Linked DNA regions of Homo sapiens: region 2 is linked to region 1. A link is an interaction called in ENCODE POLR2A ChIA-PET data of the cell type or tissue named here. Cell type or tissue: CD4-positive, alpha-beta T cell. All regions are shown on one strand. Each heading gives the region's core, and the rest is flanking DNA. Links, peaks and the distances in the headings are about the cores only.

What was found. ChIA-PET counts read pairs that join two places held together with the same protein. Peaks named below come from ENCODE experiments on the same cell type or tissue, not always from the same donor. Only the 100,000 strongest peaks of a DNase experiment are listed, where the experiment ranks them.
Region 2: POLR2A ChIA-PET joins it to region 1 with 5 read pairs; 4 of 35 experiments call an interaction of 5 or more read pairs at or near these places.

Annotation. Positions count from the first base shown.
Region 1 is chr4:2,783,396-2,788,762 of GRCh38, reverse strand. No RefSeq gene overlaps it. Among named protein-coding and RNA genes, the nearest start is that of SH3BP2, 7.0 kb to the left of the region's middle. RefSeq lists enhancers at 605-664, 247-881, 1,005-1,314, 1,517-2,151, 2,285-2,494 and 1 more. In CD4-positive, alpha-beta T cell, for the core only: no CTCF peak of the experiment used is centred there; DNase peaks (open chromatin) are centred at 1,342, 2,422 and 2,992; H3K27ac peaks cover 2,521 bases.
Region 2 is chr4:2,722,262-2,727,628 of GRCh38, reverse strand. All of the region lies in intron 20 of FAM193A (family with sequence similarity 193 member A), which reads right to left. Among named protein-coding and RNA genes, the nearest start is that of TNIP2, 31 kb to the left of the region's middle. In CD4-positive, alpha-beta T cell, for the core only: no CTCF peak of the experiment used is centred there; no DNase peak of the experiment used is centred there.

The DNA.
Region 1 (5,367 bases), core at 214-5,213:
CCAGCACTGGAGGGAGGGGCAGAGGGGGTGTGGGGGAGGATTGTGGCTCATGGGAAGAGGAGTTTGAGGAGGCAGGCTGGGCCTCACACGCAGGCATCAGTCTGGCTCTGAGGACAGGGCTGGGGGCTGGCATCTCTCCCAGGAGGCTGGGCTGGTGGCAGGCACTCTGGCAGGGAGGGCAGGCTGGACAGGAGTGGCCCCTCCCAGGCTCTGGGCCATCTCTGCATCCCAGGCCAGGCCTGGCTGCCTCACGCCTTGCCCTGGGTGGGATGGGGAATATTTTCTCCTTTACCGAATGAAGGGGAAAGGAGCAGCCTGGGGCTGGAGGGGGAGCAGTGGAGGTTGGGTGGGATGGTAGGACGTGTGTGCTGGTTGAGGGGTGGAAGCATGGAGGCCCGCTCAGGTCTCAGCCAGACCCCACGCCAGAGTGCCCTGCACACTGGCCTCCCCTCTGCCTCCACTGCCCTCCAGCGTCATCCCGGGAAAGCCAGCTCAGTAGCATTACCCCAGGGGACCTCCCCAGACCCCCACAGTCATGCCCAGATGTGCACCTACATCCCACCACACTGCCCAGAACTAGCCTTCCTCACCACCCCATCCCACCCCCTAGGCTGGGGCGCCTTGAGGTCAGGGCTCTTCCAGTGGCTCTGGTCCCCAGGATGGTCCAACACGGGGCCCTGCTCAGAAAACATCCTCAGTGGGTGGCCCCAGCCTGTGGGCTTCTGGCCAGCTGCCCTCAGTGAGCCTGTGGAGGGTGGGGCCCACAGCCAGCTTGCCCACTGCCCCTCGTGCCTGGGACAGGCCTGGCTTCCTGGCCAGCCTGAGAGCTGGTAAAGGCTGACGAAGTCGGCGAAGGCTCTTTGGGGACAGTAGGACTGAGCTGGGCTCCCACAACCTGGGAGGACTCTCCTGGCAGGGGCACAGCGCTAGAGGGCAGAGTGAGGGAAATAGAGCCAGAGTTCACGCCAGGTCAAGGGCCAGCCAGCGCCCCCAGGCCACCAGCACTCCCCAGGAGGGCCTGCCCTGCCTGCCTGGCTGCCACACCTCTAGCCCAGGTCAGCTGCTGGCTCTGTCCTCTGAGGTTTGCTTGAGTCAATTTTCTACATAAAACGAGAGTGTCAGGCAGGTCCCATTAGGAAGCTCTATTTTGTAATACCAGGCCTGTGGGTGGAGGACCCAGGACCCACGCACGCACTGGCTTTTCTATTTTTACATCCAGAGTCGCCTGCTCTCACCCCCAGAGCCCAATTTGGAACTTGAAAGCAGCACATTCTATTCTGGGGCCACTTCCGGCCCCTGTGCCGTGGGAGGTGGGTGTTTGTACACAACAGCGTGCCCCACCCGCCTCCCTCCAAAACACCCCCTCTCCTGTCACCCCCCACCCCCACCACCACCCCCTGCCAGCCACGTGACCTTCAGGAACACACTGAGATCTGGAAGGGGAAGCCCATGTGGGGCTTGGGAAGGGGAAGCTGTGGCCTTCAACAGTGGTGAGGTTCCCACGTCACCCCAAGGGGTCCCCACCTATCACCCCAGCCCAGGGTCAGGAGAGGCAGCCAGCCCTTCCCCAGCCAGCGCTGGACACTGAGACATGAGGGTGCAAGGTGACCTGCGTGACAGCAAAGCCCCTCACGACCAGAGCAGGAAGGAACAAGAGAACAGATGAGCCTGGGAGGCCTCCTGGGAGAGGGGACCCCAGGAGACACTTGAGGGCTGCTCCCACCTCGACTCCCCAGGCCTCTCCCATGGCCGTGGCAGGACTGGGCTGCCTTGGCAGGAGTGAATGAGGGACTCGCCCCACTGGGACCCAGAACTCCCCGTCCCACCTGGCCTCAAGTGGGTTCTGAAGGGGTCTCACCAGGCCTTCAGCCGCCTGCCCAGCCGAGGACCCAGAGGACCACTCCCTCCCCCTTCCACTTCTCCATCCTTGGGAGTGGACCTTGGCCTTAATTCCACACTTGTGGGTCCCCTAAACCATGCTGGCAGCCCTAAAGGCCCCTGCTACGGCCCTGAGAACACCCCTCCCCAAAGTGCCACCCTCTCCCCGATGACATGGGCTCTTATGTGCGAACCCCCAACACTGTGATGCCCTACAGTGCCACCTCTCCACTCAGGGGCACCCCTGATGTGCCCAGCCCAGGGTCAGGAGTGGCCAGCTGCCCTCAGTGAGCCTGTGGAGGGTGGGGTTCTATCGGCGGTGATACTGGGGCCCACCAAGTAGCTCAGAATGGCTCTGGCCCAGTAGCCCTGTCTCTGAGCCCCCAGCCTGCACTGCCCCTCCTCCCGGCCTCTGACAGGGGGTGAAGCTGGAAAGATGAGCTGCCCCACCCAGCCCAGAGCTGGCGGGAACAGCAGAAGACTCAGGACCCCAAGGGTGGGGACTTTCCCATCACACTGAAGAGGCGGCAGGGGAGTGGGGGGGTAGGTGCTGACGCAGAGCTGAACAAGGTCTGGCCTGTGATGGTGTGAGGCCCAGTCAGGGATGTGCACACCCTCAGCCCTCCTGGAGTACCTGCTGTGCCAGGTACAGTACCAGGTGCTTTTCACATCCTTACACCTTCTCGTCCCTGAAGCTACTTAGCAGCCTGGCCAACATGGTGAAACCCAGTCTCCACTAAAAACACACAAATTAGCCAGGTGTGGTAGCACATGCCTGTAATCCCAGCTACTTGGGAGGCTGAGGCAGGAGAGTCACTTGAACCCGGGAGGTAGAGGTTGCAGTGAGCCGAGATGGTGCCACTGCACTCCAGCCTGGGCAAGAGCGAGATTCTGTCTCAAAAAAAAAAAAAAAAAAGAAAAAGAAAAGAAAAATAGAAAAGAAACACTTTAGATGAATTCAATTTAGCAGAGTTTATTTGAGCAATGAAATGATTCCTAAATCAGGCAGCACCCCGAACCAGTAGAGGCTCAGAGAGCTCCATCCAGCAACTTGGGCAGGCAGTATTTATGGACAGAAAAAGGAAGTGACACAGAAATCGTCTGATTGGCTACAACTGGGTGCTTGCCTTCTTTGAACCTGCCTGAGTAGTTTGCAGCCTGTGACTGGCTGAAAGCTCAGCTGCTCTGATGGGCCGAGACTCAGTGACTTCTTCCAAAGAGTCCTGTGACTATAGCAAACCCTAACCTGACTTAATCTGTAAACAAACTGCAGCTTGAGTATACTCCCAGGCTGCAGTTTATTTACAGATTAAGGCAGGTTAGGGTTTGCCATATGCTGAGGCAGCTTTAGGCCAAATTTAAGTTAATTTAACCTTTGCCTCTTTTAGGCAGCCTCTCAATTTTGAGAGATTGACTGAAACCTTGGGCACTGGCGTCACTTTCTGTCACCATCATAATGGATTTGTTTGGTCTCAGTGTGAAATTCATATTCACCGTGTCAAGTTAGTTGGATGATGATGTTTTCTTCATGTTTTGTTCCTCTAACTGTGATGAGACCATTTGATGTACTAAGGATGGCTGCATACAAGCATTTAAGACACTTGAGGGGACAGCGTATCAGAGAGACTGTTCTGACGGCTTTTGGGAGGATGATACAAGAAACTGAAGCACACTCCTTAACAGGAGGCTCGGTGAACCAAACGGATCAAAACCGAACAATTCAAAGTTCAGGCAATGAAGACTGTTCTACAGCATTCAAGTCCCGTTGGTCAGTCTTTCTTTGGAACATGATGGTGATTTAGAACTACAGTTGGACGGGCGTGGTGGCTTACGCCTGTAATCCCAGCACTTTGGGAGGCCGAGGCGGGTGGATCACCAGAGGTCAGGAGTTCAAGACCAGCCTGGCCAACATGGTGAAATGCCATGTCTACTAAAAATACAAAAGTAGCCTGGCATGGTGGCACATGTCTGTAATCCCAGCTACTCGGGAGGCTGAGGCAGAAGAATCGCTGGAACCCAGGAGTGGAGGTTGCAGTGAGCCAAGATTTTGCCACTGCACTCCAGCCTGGCAACAGAGAGAGACTCCGTCTCAGGAGAAAAAAAAAAAAAAAAAAAGAACCACAATTGTGGGGAGATGGCGGATAGGAGGCAGGACTAACTTGCAGCTCTCGCTTGGATGGACAGAGAAGCATGTGGAGACCCACATCATGAACTTTTGCTCCAAGAACTACTGCAGGAATATACCAGGAAAGCTGAGAGAATCCACAGACTCCTTTGAAGGAGGTGGATTGCCGCTGCAGGCTCCATGGGACAGCTGAGGAACTCTGAAGACAAAGGACATAGTTTCTTGGGAGCTCTGTGGCCCTATCCACCACCTGATCCTACCACTGCTGATGGGCTCTTGAAAGTACCACCTCCCGGCTGGAGGCCAACCAACACAAAAGCAGTGCACCTAACAAAAATACAACCAAGGACCCTCACCAAGTCCACTTCACTCCCCTGCTACCTCCACTGGAGCAGGTACTGGTATCCGCAGCTGAGAGACCTGAAGACAGATCACATCCCAGGACTCCTTGAAGACACTCCCCAGTACCAGTCCAGAGTCTGGTAGCTCTACTGGGTGGCTAGATCCAGAAGATAAAGAACAATCACTACAGTTTGGCTATCAGAACGCCCTATCCCTGGGGGAAAGGGGAGAGCACCACATCCAGGGAGCACCCCTGTGGGACAAAAGAATCTCAACAGCAGCCCTTGAGTCCCAGATCTTCCCTCTGACATAGTCTACCCAAATGAGAAAGAACCAGGAAAACAATTCTGGTAATATGACGAAACAAGGTTCTTTAACATCTGCAAAAGATTACACTAGCTCACCAGCAATGGATCCAAACCAAGACGAAATCTCTGAATTGCCAGAAAAAGAATTCAGAAGGTCGACTCTTAAGCTAATCAAGGAGGCACCAGAGAAAGGGGAAATCCAACTTAAAGAAATCGAAAACATGATACAGGGTATGAATGGAAAAATCTCCAGTGAAATAGATAACATGAATTAAAAAAATACTATCACAACTTCTGGAAATGAAGGGCACACTTAGAGAATTGCAAAATGCACTGGAAAGTCTCAGCAATAGAATCAAACAAGCAGAAGAAAAAACTTCACAGCTTGAAGACAAGGCTTTTGAATTAACCCAATCCAACAAAGACAAAAACAAAGAATTTTTAAAAAAGAACAAAGCCTCCAAGAAGTTTGGGATTATGTTAAATGACCAAACCTAAGAATAATTAGTGTTCCTGAGAAGAAGAGAAATCTAAAAGTTTTGAAAACATATTTGAGGGAATAATTGAGTAAAACTCCCCTGGCCTTGCTAGAGACCTAGACATCCAAATACAAGAAGCTCAAAGAACACCTGAGAAATTCATTGCAAAAAGATCATCACCTAAACATACAGTCATCAGGTTATCTAAAGTCAAGACGAAGGGAAGAGTCTTAAG
Region 2 (5,367 bases), core at 212-5,211, 61 kb after region 1:
GAAAAGATGACAAATGGGTATCCCAAATGGTCAAGAGTCATAAATAATTTCAAGTAAATTCAAATTAATTCCTATTAGTGGTTATCCTAAGCTAAAGGTATCCATTGAGGAAAGAAATCTGTAGTGGCTCTAAGGAACTGTAACTTTGTTTCAAATCCAGTCTCAGCGGGAATGCTGCTAATTCCCTGGATGACAGAGTGAGAGACTGTGTCTCAAAAAATAATAAATAAATAAGTAAGTAAGATTTACATCCTTAAGTGACTGAGAGCACTCTCTAAAACAAACTTCCAAATCTCTTGAGGGCCAGGGAGAGAACTCACCTTCATGCACCAGTTTAAAACTAACAGCAATTGGTCACAATTTTTTTTTTTTTGAGACGGAGTCTTGCTGTTGCCAGGCTGGAGTGCAGTGACGCGATCTCGGCTCATTGCAACCTCCGCCTCCGGGGTTCAAGCGATTCTCCTGCCTCAGCCTCCAGAGTAGCTAGGACTACAGGCGAGCACCACCACGCCCAGCTAATTTTTGTACTTTTAGTAGAAACGGGGTTTCACCATGTTGGCCAGAATGGTCTCTATCTCTTGACCTCGTGATCCGCCCGCTTTGGCCTCCCAAAGTAGTGGGATTACAGGCAGGAGCCACTGCGCCCGGCTGGTCACAATTTTTTTTTTTTTTTTTTTTGGGACGGAGTTTTGCTCTTGTTGCCCAGGCTGGAGTGTAATGGCACGATCTGGGCTCACTACAACCTCCTCTTCCTGGGTTCAAGAGATTCTCCTGCCTCAGACTCCAGAGTAGCTGGGACTACAGATGTGCACCACCACACCCGGCTTTTTTTTTTTTTTTTTTTTTTTTTGGTATTTTTAGTAAAGGTGGGGTTTCACCATGTCGGCCAGGATGGTCTCAAACCCCTGACCCTCAAGTGATCCACCCGCCTCGGCTTCCCAAAGTATTGGGATTACAGGCATGAGCCACTGTACCTGGCCTTGGTCACAAATTTAAGGAGGAAAAAAGGTCTGAATTACAAACAGTAGGAAGCAGCAATTTTAAAAGCATGCTGTGTAATTTAGGCCAAAAAAAAAGAAGCCACAGGAGGAACGGAGCCAAACTGCCAGTACCGGGACCCGGATCCCATGCTGTGAAGCAAGGCCAGAGAAGGCAGTTTCCCTTTTTTTTCCCTGAAACCCAAATCTCTTGCCTCTTTAGAAAGGGAAGGGGGTTAGAAAGAACAACTCAAGTTTTTAAGAAAAAAAGAACAAATTAGGAGAGGAGGTGATTACAAAAGTTGTTTATCAGGGCCAGGCTTGGTGGCTCACGCCTCTAATCCCAACGTTTGGAAGGCCGAGGCAGATAGATCACTTGAATCCAGGAGTTTGAGACCACCCTGGACAACATAATGAGAACTGTCTCTACTAAACATTTTAAAAATTAGCTGAGGCTGGGCGTGGTGGCTCACGCCTGTAATCCCAGTACTTTGGGAGGCTGAGATGGGCGGATCACGAGGTCGGGAGATCGAGACCATCCTGGCTAACACGGTGAAACCCCGTCTCTACTAAAAATACAAAAAAAATTGCCAGGCGTGGTGGCGGGCGCCTGTAGTCGCAGCTACTCAGGAGCCTGAGGCAGGAGAATGGCGTGAACTTGGGAGGCGGAGCTTGCAGTGAGCCGAAATCGCGCCACTGCACTCCAGCCTGGGCGCCAGAGCGAGACTCCATCTCAAAAAATAATAATAATAAAATAAAAATAAAAATAAAAATTAGCTGAGATTGGTGGCCCACGCCTGTAGTCCCAGCTAGTCAGGAGGCTGAGGTGGGAGGATCAAGTGAGCCTGGGAGGTCAAGGGTCCAGTGAGCCAAGATCATACCACTGCACTCCGGCCTGGGTGACAGAGCAAGACTATTGCCTTAAAAAAAAAAAAAAAGTTGTCAAGAATTCTCATTGCTTTACAGAAATTATATTGATAGTGATTGGCTATAAACTGTTGAACTACAGGATATGAGTTATCCCTATGACAACATTAAGAGGTTAATTTACAGCTACTTTGGCCACACTCTATCTAGAGTCTATACAATACAGCAGGTGGATTACTCAGCTTGAGGTGGGGGAAGGGGTAGGATGTACCCGCTCTCACATTTCACTGCCTCTCTGGTGTGATTACTTTTTTTTTTTTTTTTTTTTTTTTTTGGAGACAGGGTCTTACTCTGTTGCCCAGGCTGGAGTGCAGTGGTACGATCACAGCTCACTGCAACCTCGACCTCCTGGGCTCAAGCGACCCTCCCCAACCTGAGCTTCCCAGGTAGCTGGAACTACTACAGTAGTGTGCCACCATGCCCAGCTGATTTTACTTTTTGTAGAGATGACGTCTTGCTGTGTTGCCCAGGCAAGCACCATATATATGTGTGTGTATATACATACATATATATATAGTTTTTAATTTAATTAAAAAATAGAGACAGGGCCAGGTGTGGTGGCTCACGCCTGTAATCCCAGCACTTTGGGAGGCGGAGGTAGGTGGATTACCTGAGCTCAGGAGTTAGAGGCCAGCCTGGCCAACATGGTGAAACTCTGTCTCTACTAAAAACACAAAAAAATTAGCTGGGCATGGTGGTGGGTGCCTGTAATAGAGGCTACTCAGGAAGCTGAGGCAGGAGAATCACTTGAATCTGGAAGGCGGAGGTTGCAGTGAGCCGAGATTGCACCAATTGCACTCCAGTCTGGGTGACAAGAGCAAAACTCCATCTCAAAAAGTTAAAAAATTCATAATAAAAAAACCTTCTCAGTTGACTGAATTCCTCTCTTCCGTAACCCTTGATAACGATATGCACTTTCTCAGCCCGCTTTTCTGTTTGTTGACATGATTTCTGCCAATAATGTAAAGCTTCATTGACTGGAAAGCTTAAATTCTTTATCCTCTGTTTGGTTTTTGAGACAGGGTCTCACTCTATCTCCCAAGCTGGAGTGCAGCGGCACAATCGCAGCTCACACCTCAAACTCCTGGGCTCAAGTGATCCTCCACCTCAGCCTCCCAAAGAGCTGGGATTACAAGGTGTGAACGCTGTGCCTGGCTTATTTCAGATAAACAAAATATTAATAATTGCTTATTTCTTAAGTTTTCACTATAATTTAAGGTTACTAAAAGCTAAAATTCTGACTAACATGGTAACTCAAAGTAGAGATAAGCAGGAAAACAGTTCTACATATAAAATACATAAGAAAAAGTAAGATGTGTTTTGGTAAGGAAGGTTATAAGAAAAACATGAGGATGTGGTTTTGTCAAAGGAAAAAGTGATTTTGACTAGTTTAGAGGTTATTTAAAAGTGGTCTTAAGTTGAAAAACAGATGGAAAAGAAAATAAATGAATATAGAAAGTTGGGAAAAGGAAGTGAATGGGAAAATTCTAAGAGGTTATAAAAGATTTATGGAAATCCTGTGTGGTCAAAGCTGATTGAAATTAGATGGATCTGTTTAAAAGATTTTACTACAATTAATAGTAATACACTGATGCAACTGGTTTTCTCTTTTCAATAAGATTTCATGTAGTATTAATAAGAGATAATAAAATACTTTGTCAATTATCTTTTGAGTAAGCTGAAAAAAAAAAAAAAGACATTCTGTTGGCCTCATGCCATTTTCATTATGTCTTCTGACTGTTGAGAAAACTGAGTCTCAGGCAGCGGGTGGTGGAGCACGCCTGTGGTCCCAGCTACCCAGGAGGCTGAGGTGGAAAGATCACCTGGGCCTGGTGGTCAAGGCTGCAGTGAGCCGTGATTGCACCACTGCCTGGACAATGGAGTGAGACCCTGTCTCAAAAAAACAAAACAAAACAAACAAACAAAAAACCCAGAAACCCCAACCCTCCAAAACCAGAGTCTCCTATCAAAACATAAAGGTTTTTGCTTTTTGAAACCTTTGAATTATTAGTTTGGTTAAATGAATAACTTCTTTTGTGATGATCTTATTTTGATATCAAGTGTTTTAAACCTTTGATATCTGACATACTTCCTAAAATCAAATTTTAAATTCTAAATTAGTCTTTTTTACTTCAAACTTTTTTTTTTTTTGAGACGGAGTCTTGCTCTGTTGCCCAGGCTGGAGTGCAGTGGCACGATCTCAACTCACTGCAACCTCCGCCTCCTGGGTTCAAGCAAATCTCTGCCTCAGCCTCCCGAGCAGCTGGGATTACAGGCACCCACCACCACATCTTGCTAATTTTTGTATTTTCAGTAGAGAGGGGGTTTCAACATCTTTGGCCAGAATGGTCTTGAACTCCTGACCTCATGATCCACCCGCCTTGGCCTCCCAAAGTGGGATTACAGGCATGAGCCACCGTGCCTGGCCTAAAGGATACTGTTTTTTGGTTTGAGACAGAGTCTCGCTCTGTTGCCCAGGCTGGAGTGCAGTGGCGTGATGTTGGCTCACTGCAACTTCCGCCTCCTGGATTCACGCCATTCTCCTGCCTCAGCCTCCTGACTAGCTGGGACTACAGGCACCTGCCACCACACCCGGCTAATTTTTTTGTATTTTTAGTAGAGGTGGGGTTTCACCGTGTTAGCCAGGATGGTCTCGATCTCCTGACCTCGTGATCCTCCTGCCTTGGCCTCCCAAAGTGCTGGGATTACAGGTGCGAGCCACTGCGCCCGGCCTAAAGTATACTTTTGTAAGCAAAATTGAAACACTGGACCAGGTGTGGTGGCTCATTCCTGCAATCCCAGCACTCTGGAAGGTTTGAGAATCCTCTGAGCTCCAGAGTTCCAGACCAGCCTGGGCAATGTGGCAAAACCCTGTCTCTTACTTACTTACTTATTTGTCTCTAAACTTGAATGAAACCTGAAAATGGTTATTACTGTCACCCATCCATTAGGTTTAATTATGGTTGCTTAAACTGTGGCTTGTTTATTCAACCACAAACATTCGTGAATGCCCAACAGCGTTCTTGCCTTGCAGCCTCTATGAGACTGATCCCCTCACTCCCCTAAACTGGAAGGGCTGACTGTGTCATCTCCCAGAATCCAAATTCTCTTTCCCTGTCCCTAGCTGGTCAAGCCCTGAGTTTGTGATGTTACCTTCTGCCTCTGCTGTCCCCTCCTAACTCTGACAATCACTAATCCTGTTTCCATTAGTGCATGTGTGACCCTGTCCCCCAGCCCCTTCTGGACACAGCAGCTGGAATAGAATGCTCAAGAACATCAACCACATTCCTGCTCCAAGCCATTCAAGGAAGAAATCCAATCCAAACCACTGCACAGCTTCCACAGGTTCTTGCAGCATGGGCACAGAGCTCACGCTGCTCTCTAAGGTCCCAGGCCCAGTGTGACCTGGCTTTGTCCCTCCCCACACCACCTGCACCCGAGACACAGTGGCCTCTGCATCAGG